2 separate regions of the Mus musculus genome follow, and region 1 is linked to region 2. A link is a loop called in an ENCODE intact Hi-C map of the cell type or tissue named here. Cell type or tissue: heart. All regions are shown on one strand. Each heading gives the region's core, and the rest is flanking DNA. Links, peaks and the distances in the headings are about the cores only. Region 1 holds the start of Nudt17 (nudix (nucleoside diphosphate linked moiety X)-type motif 17). Region 2 has its middle 10 kb from the start of Txnip.

Region 1 (5,377 bases), core at 299-5,298, 160 kb after region 2:
CTCCTTCCATCTCGAAGGACATCCCAGGTCTTGGGTTGACAGGCTTCCTTTGCTGGTCTGTGGTCTGTGTGGACGTCACTTTTACCTGGGAGGGAGTGTGGGCATTCGCACAAGCATAGCCAAGAGCAGTTGCTTTCTCTTTGTTTCTTTGATGTCCCTAAAAACATCATCTGGTACCAAGACTATGCTACCCGCAAGTCGGTCCTTACCTCATCTGCCCAGATGTTGCAACCAGAGCTGGAGGGCAAACTTGGTTCCAGCGCCGATCCTCTCTTTGTCCTCCTCTGCTGTGGTTGGGGTTGTCCGCATGAGTGTGGGCATGGGCAGGACCAGAGGTTGGGTTCCTCCATCGTCCTTCAGTTCGGTTGCACTGGATTATAACAGTTTCTGTCTGGGTTGTGCCTTGTAGCTTACAACGAACTTTAGTATATTGAGCCGTTTAATCCTCCCAAGTATTGCAGAAGGCAAGTGAGTGTTAACCTCACTTGACAGAAAGGAAACACATTCAAGGAGGTTTAAGCGACTCTGTCCTATGGGAGAGTAAGGGCTTAAACCAAGGTCTTCAATGCTAGCTAGTAGTCGGAGCACAAACCCTTAACATTTAGTCTTTGATCTCAGATGGTCTTTTGATTTATCAGTAGACAAACTCATTCCCTAAATCTCTTTCACAACACGAAACTCTAAACTGCACCCTCCCACGCATGCTTATGTATGTATGTCATATGCTGATAGCTAAAGGAAAAGTTCTCACCAGACAGAGAGTGGTAGGTCCTGGGAGAAAAGTCCGGGTGTCCTTGTCCCATCCTCTGTGGCAACCACAGCTGCCGCTACATCTGGTCCCAGCCACATAAAAGCATTCACCTCATTTGGGTTTACTTGGATCCTGGCCTGGGGTCAGACATGTTGATTCTTCACTTAAGGGAGAGGCCACAGGTGGGGAGGAGGCAGGCGCAGGGCAGGGCAGCTTGGTGCTTGATTCCCTCCCCTTCTACTCACAGTCACAGCCAGGCCAGATGTCCCGTCTTCCCTACCGCCAAGCCTACCTGGAGCTGCTCCTGGGACTCCTGGGAGATCACGAGTACGTAGAGAATGAGGTGATGGTATTTGGGGAAGCCCCAGCTCAGCCTAGGAGGGTAGGCAGACTGAAGAAGAAAAAGATCAACAAGAGCAGACAAAGCCAATATAGCATATTGAGAAACCGACTATCTTTGAGACTTTGTTAAGAGGCTTTAGGAAGACAAAATGCTGGTCCAAAGCCAAAGCAGTGGGTGGTAGGTGACAGGTAAGGGGGACATGAGTGAGAGCTATGACTTGGGGACTCCAGTCCATCCACACTTTTTCCCAGTGCCCAAGGCAGGCAAGGATTATTCAATGGGCTTTGGGGGTCGTTCTGTCTCACCTCCCATAACCCCAGAAGGACACAAGAAAACTGGTTCTTGGGCAGCTGTAGTCCACACTCTTCCCAGAGCTCTCGAAATCCACACTCCAGTATCTGGAAGTCAAAGGGAGCCGGTCAGAGTATCCAAAGCTCAACCTACCAAGTCCTTTTCTTTGTCCCTCCCTCCCTCAGCCCACACCCAAGGTGACTCCACTCAGGTTTCTTGGTTGGGTCGGCAGGCCGGTACCTCCTCATCAGGTTCCATGTGCCCACCTGCAAGAGGAGTGGGCCCAATGTGAACGGTTGTTGTCTTCCACCAGGGACCCCATTCTCCAGTGGGCAGAGGAAGTCTGTTATGGACACAGACGTTGGGTCACCACTGTATGAAACTGCCCAATAACATTGTGGAGGGAAAGGGCACCTGTCTCCCATAGACCCTGTTCGTAGGTGCTCACCTGGAGGGACCCACAGATTGGGGGAAATGCGGAGAGTGCATGTCCTTCGGGTCAACAGTACAGTCTGGTCACTGGACTGAAGAATGACCGCCACACCCAGATCCACACCTCTATTTGTGAGCGGCTCTGTCTTGGAGACCTCAGGCTGCTGGTCCAGAGCCGCAAAAGGGCAGAAAAGAGGTCTCTGACAAGAGGGGTTTGGCCGGGCTAAGACTTCGGAAGCAGGATGGCACTTCCATAAATTAAGGGTGCCCACGGTGGGAGCTGGCCTGTCGCCACTCGCCCCGTCCCATCCCCAAACTGCCTTCACGTTCCCTGCTGGTTCCCTGTCCCAACCTGGATTGGAAGCCTCTCCGAAGCGCCGGGGAATGGATTGCTAGAGAGGACAAGCTGTCCTCGCTCCAAGCTGCAATGCGTGTGCCACGGCCCGGGTCTCTGCCCCGCACCCAGGAGTCCACACACGCTCTGTGTGAAGCTCACTGACTCCAGGCGCCCGGCGAGGCGCAACAGCAACCGTGCGGCAGCCATCGCGCAGCTCTGGTCACCGCGCAGCTCTGGCCACCGCTTGCCTGGCGCCCCCTGGTGGCCCAGCTCGCGGAGGCGTGCAGCTTCCGGCCGGCCCACGCCAGCCAGGCTTTCTAGTCCCGCTTGGAAATTTAGATAATTTTTGGGGACAATCCCTGGGTGTAATGTTCATAAAGCACAAATAAATCTTCCAGTTTCTCACTTCCTTTAGAGTTATTTCTGACTTCTCTGTTTGGTCAGTAATTTCCAGGCAGAATGATTTCTGGACTGGCGTGTTATTCCCCACCAGCCCAGGGCTGACTGACCTTCACTTAAGCCTCTGTTCACCTCTCAGCAGGGAACACCTCAAATTAATTATGCTCCCAAGTCATACACTAACAGGCTTGCTTATCTATCTATCTATCTATCTATCTATCTATCTATCTATCTATCTATCTATCTATCTATCTATCTATCTATCTATTTAGATAAAGCAGGGTCTCTTGTAACCCAGGCTAGCCTCAAACGTGTGTAGCCAAAACTGATCTTGGCTGGCCTTTTGACTAGCTGGCTTCCATGTCCCTCTGCATCACATGGCCGGTTTGTGCAGTTCTGAGGTTCAAACCCCCGGGCCTCATGCATCCATGCTTATTAAGTGATGGTGAGTAGCTTGAAGGCAGACACAACCTTTTACCTTTAAAATATCCAATCACATTTATTTATGTCAATGTGGGGGAAGGGCGGGCATGCACCAGCCATGGCAGGCTGTGGAGGTCAGAAAAGTTGGTTTCCTCTTTCCATAATGTGAGTCCAGGGGGGAACCTCAGGTTGTCGCTGTCTGATTGGAATCAAGGCCTACTCCATGAGCTGGAGTTTTCGCCCAGTGCTTCCTGGGATGGCCAAGAACCTGAGACCCAGTAAGCCATGGACCTAGTGGGGAAACCAAATACTACAATCTGCTAAAGGAACATGGCAATAAAATGACTACTAACAACATTCTGGTATATTCTTAGGTTTGTGTCCTATTCAGCCATCATCAGAGATGGGAACAAATACAGAGACCCACAACTAGGCAATGTGCAGAGAGTGAGAGACCTTGGAACACTCAGTCCTAAATGGGATTTCTGTATCAAACCCCTCCCCTAAGGGCTCAGAAAACTCTGTGGAAGAGGAGCTGGAGATCATAGAGCTGGAGAGGGTGGAGGACACCAAGCAAACAAGGCTGTCTGACACAGCAGGACTGGCACACATATGAACTCACAGATTATGGACGGCTACATGCACAGGACCTGTGCAGGTCTAAGCCAGATGACTCTGAGGAGTAGACACATGCCCCATCCTTAACCTGGAAGCTATCACAATTGATAACTGTGTGCAAGGGCAAAAACTTAGTTTTCTAATGGACTCTCACTGGTTTTCTTGCGGGGTGTGCAGTGCACATTTTAACCCTAGTATATGTGCACCAGAAGCTGGAAGACCGTTGCAAGTGTGAGGCCAGTCTGGTCTCTACAGTGAGTTCCAGGCTAGCTTAGCCATAGAGCAAGACCATGTCACAAAAACAAAACAAAACCCCAAACCAACAACAAAGAGTATTTTGCTTCCTTCCACAGCAGTCTTTGACATTGTGTACACCGTGTGCACATGTGTTAAATGTTACAACTCGGTGAACAAGACATAAGCAAGTGGGATTGTTGCTTAGGAAGAAGTGTGCGAGGCTGGGATGCTTCACGGCTTCCCTTGGGCATTTGAGCACTTGATTCCCAATTGCTGGCACTATGTGGGAGGACTAGGAAGTGTGGCCTCGCTGGAGGATGTCACTGGGGTAGGCTTCCGGCTCCTGCCACCATGCCTTCATTCCACAATCTTGAACTCTGATTCTCTGTGTGGAGAGCTTTTGGTGCCGCTTGGCAGGAATCTGATAATGGGCAGGACAGGGAGGTAAGCTCAGGCAGGAATCTGATTTTGGCTAGAACAAGAAGTAGGCTTCAGGCAAGAATATAATTTTGGGCTAGGACAGGGAAGTAGGCTCAGATGTCTTGATCACCCTGATGAGCCCTAGAAACAGTGACCAGGGGACTTTGTTTATGGCCTTGTTTTTTAACTCAGAATTGACCTTATTACTTACATGTAATTAAAATGCTACAAAAGCAGATTGGGAAAAAATAAACCTGCCTCAGCCTGAGAACTGGCTGGAGTCAAGCTACAGTGTTGTCTAATTGTCATTTTTCTCTTTAATTCTTGCTCCTGCCCTGAAGAACCTGTTGACTGAGCTAGCTTGGTCACTCTGGAACTGTAAGGCCAGATAAGGGTCTTCTCCAAGTTCTTTGGTCACGATATTTTATCATAAAGAAGAGTAAATCAGGGGTGTTTCAACATGGGGTTGGCTGACTTGTGTTTTGTTAAGACAAGTTCTCACTCTATTGCCTCCACTCGCCTGAAACTCATCAAGAGGCCCGAGATGGCCTTGACCTTGCAGTCATCCGTCATCCTTATTGGTGGGATCACAGGTGTCTTCATGCCCAGCTGTGGTGGACTTCTTTTTGTATGTGTGGTGTATATATGTGTTGTATAGGTGTGAGCATGTGTGTTCAGATCAGAAGTCAATATTTGGGCATCTTACCTTGATTGCTTCCTTACTATTTTTACATTTATGTGTATTTATGTGCCATGGTGTCCAGATAGAGGTTAGGAGACAAACTGTTAGTTTTTTCTCTTTTACCATATGGATTCTGGGCTGGGTCATCAGCCTTGGTGGTAAGCTCCTTTATCCACTGAGCCATCCATCTTGCTGGCCCTGCGCCTCATTTGTTGAGATAGGGTCTCACTGAACCAGAAGCTCATCAATTTGTTTCAGAGCTAGCCAATGAGTTTCAGAGATAGGACCATTTCCCAGGGTTAGGGTCCCCAGCACACACTCCTGAGCATCTGACCTCATGTTCTCATGCCTGAGCAGTATTGTACCCAGTAGCTCGTCTCCTTATCGTGCTGACCCCTAGCTGACTTCTTGCTAAGAACAGATACATATAATTTATGATTGTTC
Region 2 (5,377 bases), core at 166-5,165:
AATCAAGTACACCTAAATAAAGTTGCCATTTAAAGGGGGTGGGGAAACCCCAGCACGGTGGCCCACACCTCTGATCACAAAACTCGGGAGGCAAAGGAAGTCAGAGCTCTGTGAGAACCAGGTCAGCCTGGTCTAGAGAGTGAGTTCAGGACAGCCTGGGCTACACAGAGAAATACCATCTCAAAACAAAACAAAAACAAGAAACAAGAAAAATGTTGGTCCACATTTTCCTCTTCCTTTGGTGAATGGGCTAGAAAAAAAAATGGGGCGTTCAAACAAACTTAGGAAAATCGCAAAATGGCAGGGAAAGAAAATAGAACAGTTATTTTATGTAGCTTTTCAAGACAGGGTTTCTCTGTGTAGCCTTGGCTGTCCTGGAGCTCACTCTCTAGACCAGGCTTACCTTGAGCTCAGCCCGCCTTTGCCTCCCAAGTGCTGGGTTAAAGGTGTGTCACCACTGCCTGGGTATGCTTGCTACTTTACTGTTATCACAAGATCCATTTTCATTCTCCAGAGTGGGTCATTCTCAAAATCATATCCAATAAAAGGGTCTACAGTTTTTTAAAGCAAAAACTGAGCATGCACACACACAGACACAAACACACACACAGACACACACGCACACCTGTGACCAGTAATTCTGACTTTCCACTTTTACAAATTGTCAGCAGGTGGCACTAATGACTAAAAAGTTACCCAAAGAAGACTGGCAACTCTGCTTTTCTTTTTTGTTTTCTTTCCTTCCTTCCTTCCTTCCTTCCTTCCTTCCTTCCTTCCTTCCTTCCTTCCTTCCTTCCTTCCTTCCTGACAGCTTTTGTGGCTCTTCTGGAATTCACTGTGTAGACCAGGCTGGCCTCAAACTCAGAGATCCACCAGCATCTATTTCCTAGGTGCTGGGATTAAAGGCGTGCACCGTCACCACCCAGTGAGAAAAAATCAACTTCTAAAAGAGTGTCTGAGCCTCCACTCCACCCCAGTGAAACAGACACTGCCGTGGCTCTTGGTCACACAGCAATACTGAAGACATCGTACATCCTGGTTGCACACCATGGAGACATCAATCTAGAACTGAGCAGCAAACTTCTAGCTTCCATGGTGCCAGGAGGCAGCAGGCAGGCCACTGTGGAAGAAATGACATCCAAGGTCTCATGCTGGACCCTGCATCTACAACACTGACCTTCTAAGTAAGATGCAGACTCTACTACAATAGCGTCGTGGCTATTTAGGGAGTAACAAACTGTTTTCTGGTTAGACTTGAGGCCTGCTCAGTCATTGGCTGAAACCATTGTTGAATTTTTGCTGCAGATGCTTAAAAACGCAGAGATCAATGCTCATCTTACAGGTTAGCTGTGGATTCTCAGTCACTGAACATATCCGGGTGACTCATGATCATATCAACCCATAAAGGAGATCCCCCTGACACTCAGAAGTAACCCTCATTGAAAAGGAACAAACTGTATGCCTTTAATCCCAGCACTTTGGAGGCAGAGGCAGTTGAATCTCTGTAAGTTCAAGGCTAGCCTGGTCTACAGAGTGAGTTTGAGGACAGCCAGGGATACACAGACAGCTTCCTGCCTCTGTCTGGGATTAAAAGCCTGTGCCACTATACAAGGTCCTAAGCTAATATGTTTTATTTCATACATACACATATATAGTTTTATTTTCTTCTTTTCTTTAGAAGACAGAACTAAAGTTCCAGGCTAGCCTGTGCCACATTGTGAGACCCTATCTAAAACAGACAAAACACATCAAATGAGATATATCAAGAAATGGACAGAGATACATTTCAGCCCATTCCTACAATGAGGCATTAACCTAATCTAGCATCAGCAAAGAAAAAATAAAAACAAAACAAAGCAAACAGATGTAGTGGTCAGTTCTTGTCAACTTGACACAATCCAGAGTCAAACGGGAAGGACAAACCTCAATTGAGAAAATGCCTCCATTGGATTGGTCTGTGTGCAAGTCAGCAGGACATCTTCTTGATTATAACTGACGTGGGCGATGCCAGCCCTGGGCACGTGGCCCTGAGTGGTATAAGAAAGCAGACTGAGCAAGCCATGGGGAGCAAGCCCTCAGCACTGTTTCTTCATGGCCTCTGCTTGAGTCTTCCCTCCAGCTTCCTGCCCTGCCCTCCCTCAGTGATGGACTATAAATGTAAGCTGAAAGAAACCCTTTCTTTCCCGAGTAGCTTTCGGTCAAGGTGCTTATCCCAGCAATAGAAAGCGCACCAGGACGCTGGATGAAAGCGCTGGGAGCTGAGAACCGTTCAGGAGAGGGGCCTGAGGAGGGCTGCTTTCTGAACGCACGTAACATAGAGTAATTTTTAAAAAGTTTTTATTTTTAACATTTTTATATTTATCTTGATGATTTAAAGAAGAGTTTTAAAATATTTTCTTTAAATTTTGTGGACGTCTTGACTGTGAGTTTTTGGATGTGAATGTAATTCCGCTGGGGGCCAGCAGAGGTCACTGGTTGGATGCGGGAACAACACAGTTGTCTATGCGAACACAACTCCTGTCTTCTGCCCGAGCAGCAATACTCTTAATCCCTGAACCGTCTCTCCAACTCCACGCAACGTAATTCTTAACTACATTGCATCTCATTTGGGAGTGAGACATTTCTACCTTGGCTTGAACACATAATCTCCATCTTCAGCCGTCCTCCCCAGTCCCCCCTCAGTCACCATCACATCTCCAGTCCTCCCCTGTTACCGCCAACCCTGTTTTAAAGACAGGTGCTTACACTGTCGCCACGGCTGGCCTAGAACTCACAGTTTCTCCTGCCTCTGCCTCTTGAGTGCTGGCATTAAAGTGTGCACCACTACACTGACCCTTGAAACTTGAGGCTTCAATCTCTTCACAGACCAAGGCAACACCTCCCTCCCTACTCTATCCATCCATGCATCGTAACAGGTTTCGTCCTCCATCTCAGGGAGAAAGGCTGTGTAATCACTGTTCTCAAAATCAGTGTCAGGAAACTAGCAGCAACGTGGAACAGGACAACGGCAGAGCTTTAGAAGCCAAGACTGCTCAGTTCCTGCCCATTCTCAGGACGAAGTATTTATCACCACCACATAGCAGTGAAACTACATGTTTCCTGAAATAAAACTCATGTATGGCCTCTTGTATGTACAGTCTGTCTGTGTGTGTGTGTGTGCGTGTGTGTGTGTGTGTGTGTATGCATGTGTATTAATGAGATGAGAGCAGAAGGGGGCCTATGTGGAAGAAGGAGAGGAGCCCAGACAAGGAACAGTAGTGGGTATACAACAAGATATGTGTCATATCTTGTTATACCAATGTCATCATGAAACCTATTGTTTGTGTGCCACTAAAAATAACAAGTAACAAAATAAATAAATAACTGGCCTAGTATGGTGGAGTGCACTTAAGTTCCTAATGATTAGCAGGCAGAAGAGTCAGGAGTTCAAGGCCAGCCTCTACTACGTGGCAAGTGAAGGTGAAGGTGAGCCTGTGGAGCAAGAGATCCTTTTTTTTTTTTTTCCTTAAACAAACAAGCAAAACCAAACAGCAGACAGGCAGACAGACAGACAGACAGACACACACACACACACACACACACATGATTTAATATTACAAAGTGTCTTTATCCACACATATCAAGGCTGTCTTGAGAACATTTTCTGTGATTAGTTCATAGAACCAGTGTCTTTAAGACCAAGGGTTTCATGCACCTGTCTTTAATATAGAGCATCTCCTACCTTGAAGCATTAACCTAAGTCATATGTACATATTTGTTTGTTTTTTGTTTTTCGAGACAGGGTTTCTCTGTAGTCTTGGCTGTCCTGGAACTCACTTTGTAGACCAGGCTGGCCTCGAACTCAGAAATCGGCTTACCTCTGCCTCCCAAGTGCTAGGATTAAAGGCGTGCGCCACCACAGCCCGACTTGTTTGTTTGTTTTAACCAAGGTCTTACACTGGAGCCTGGAGCCCGCTCTGAAACTTAGCTTAGGTTGGCTGCCAACAAGAGGTGATCCCCCTGCCTCCACCTCTGCTGGGACTCCATGTAAAGGCCACCATCACAGACTTATCAATTACACATGTAGTTGTTGGTTTTTTGAGACAGGGTCTCTCTATGTAGCCCTGGCTTTCCTGGAACTCAAACCTAAGAGAGATCCAACTGCCTCTGCTTTCTGAGTGCTGGGATTAAAGGTGTGCATCACTAGTTTCAGGAAATCCAATTCACACCATAGCCAGTCAATGTTTGGTTGTTTTGTTTGTTTGTTTGTTTGTTTATTACTTTTAGTAGCATACAAACAGTACGTTTCTTTAGGCACCAGTCATGTACATGGTACTTATGCATACGTGCAGCCAAAATACTTATACAACGAACACAATTCTTTATGTCTTTTTAAATTAAGTTCATCAGTCTCCGGTCTCTCTTCCCCTCACCCCACTCTCTGTGAGCTCTGGAGGCCCTGTGCTAAAATTAAATCATCTGAAACAGAAAGAGGCCATGGGGGGTGGGGGGGGCGGTATTTTCTCTTCATGAGGAAATCCACAGTCCTGCTTCTGTCACAGCCAAGTCTACAGACAATCAGAAGGGTGCACAGTGGGCTATGCCAGCAGTTCTCAACCTGTGGGTCCCAACCCACTTGAGTATTGAATGACCCCTTTATAGAGGCTGCCTAAGACTATCGAAAACACAGACATTTCCATTACAATTCATAACAATAGCAAAATTACAGCTATGAAGTAGCAACAAAAATAATTTTATGGTTGGGCGTCACCACAGCATGAGGAACTATATAAAGGGTCGCAGCATTAGGAGCGTTGAAAACCACTGCTATATTTTAAAAAAAAAAATGTGCCTTATATTTCTTATTGTAGTGGTTGGGAGGTGGAGGCAGGGGAATCACTACTTTTTCAAAGCCAACCTAAGTTACATTAGCTGATTAGGCTAGAATCTAGAAGCTAAAATAGTTCTGAAGTCCAGGCTGCCCTAGAACTCAGAGGATGCCCTTGAACTCTGACTCTTTGCCTCCCATCTCCCAAGTGCTAGGATGACAGGCATAGGCCAACAGGTCTACTCTGGTGCTGGAGATCGAAGCCAGGACTTCATTCATGGTAGGCAGTGCTCTACAAACTGAGATACTGCCTCTCCATTTGCGATCCTTCTTTTGAATTCCTGTTTTAAGACAAGGGTTCACTCTGTCCCAAACTGGCCTTGAACTTCTAGCAATTCTCCTGCCTCAGCCTCCCAGTACAGAAATTACACTTACTCTTTAAGATTTCTGAAGTCAGTCCTTCCAACCCGAGGGAATTGGGCCTCTGCGTGCAGGAATTTGTTCAACAAATGCTTTTTTGAATTAAAAAAAAAAAATCTGAAATCCCTAAACTGTTAGGACATATGATAA

The links. A loop is a pair of places that touch in the nucleus more often than their neighbours do. Peaks named below come from ENCODE experiments on the same cell type or tissue, not always from the same donor. Only the 100,000 strongest peaks of a DNase experiment are listed, where the experiment ranks them.
Region 1: a loop joins it to region 2, with 6 times the contacts of the local background. A loop is called at or near these places in 20 of 42 quality-filtered maps.

The regions. Positions count from the first base shown.
Region 1 is chr3:96,706,159-96,711,535 of GRCm38, forward strand. It overlaps Nudt17 (nudix (nucleoside diphosphate linked moiety X)-type motif 17), which reads right to left and starts at 2,402. Exons shown (of 8, transcript NM_030094.1): 1 at 2,170-2,402; 2 at 1,834-2,017; 3 at 1,626-1,651; 4 at 1,400-1,492; 5 at 1,044-1,142; 6 at 752-888; 7 at 210-370; 8 at 1-85. The coding sequence starts at 2,361. The coding sequence ends at 211. It also overlaps a transcript of Polr3c not described here. In heart, for the core only: no CTCF peak of the experiment used is centred there; DNase peaks (open chromatin) are centred at 1,043, 2,003 and 2,273; H3K4me3 peaks cover 1,099 bases; H3K27ac peaks cover 672 bases.
Region 2 is chr3:96,545,095-96,550,471 of GRCm38, forward strand. No RefSeq gene overlaps it. Among named protein-coding and RNA genes, the nearest start is that of Txnip, 10 kb to the right of the region's middle. In heart, for the core only: CTCF peaks have their summits at 663 (motif pointing right) and 2,460 (motif pointing right); no DNase peak of the experiment used is centred there; H3K4me3 peaks cover 324 bases; H3K27ac peaks cover 1,449 bases.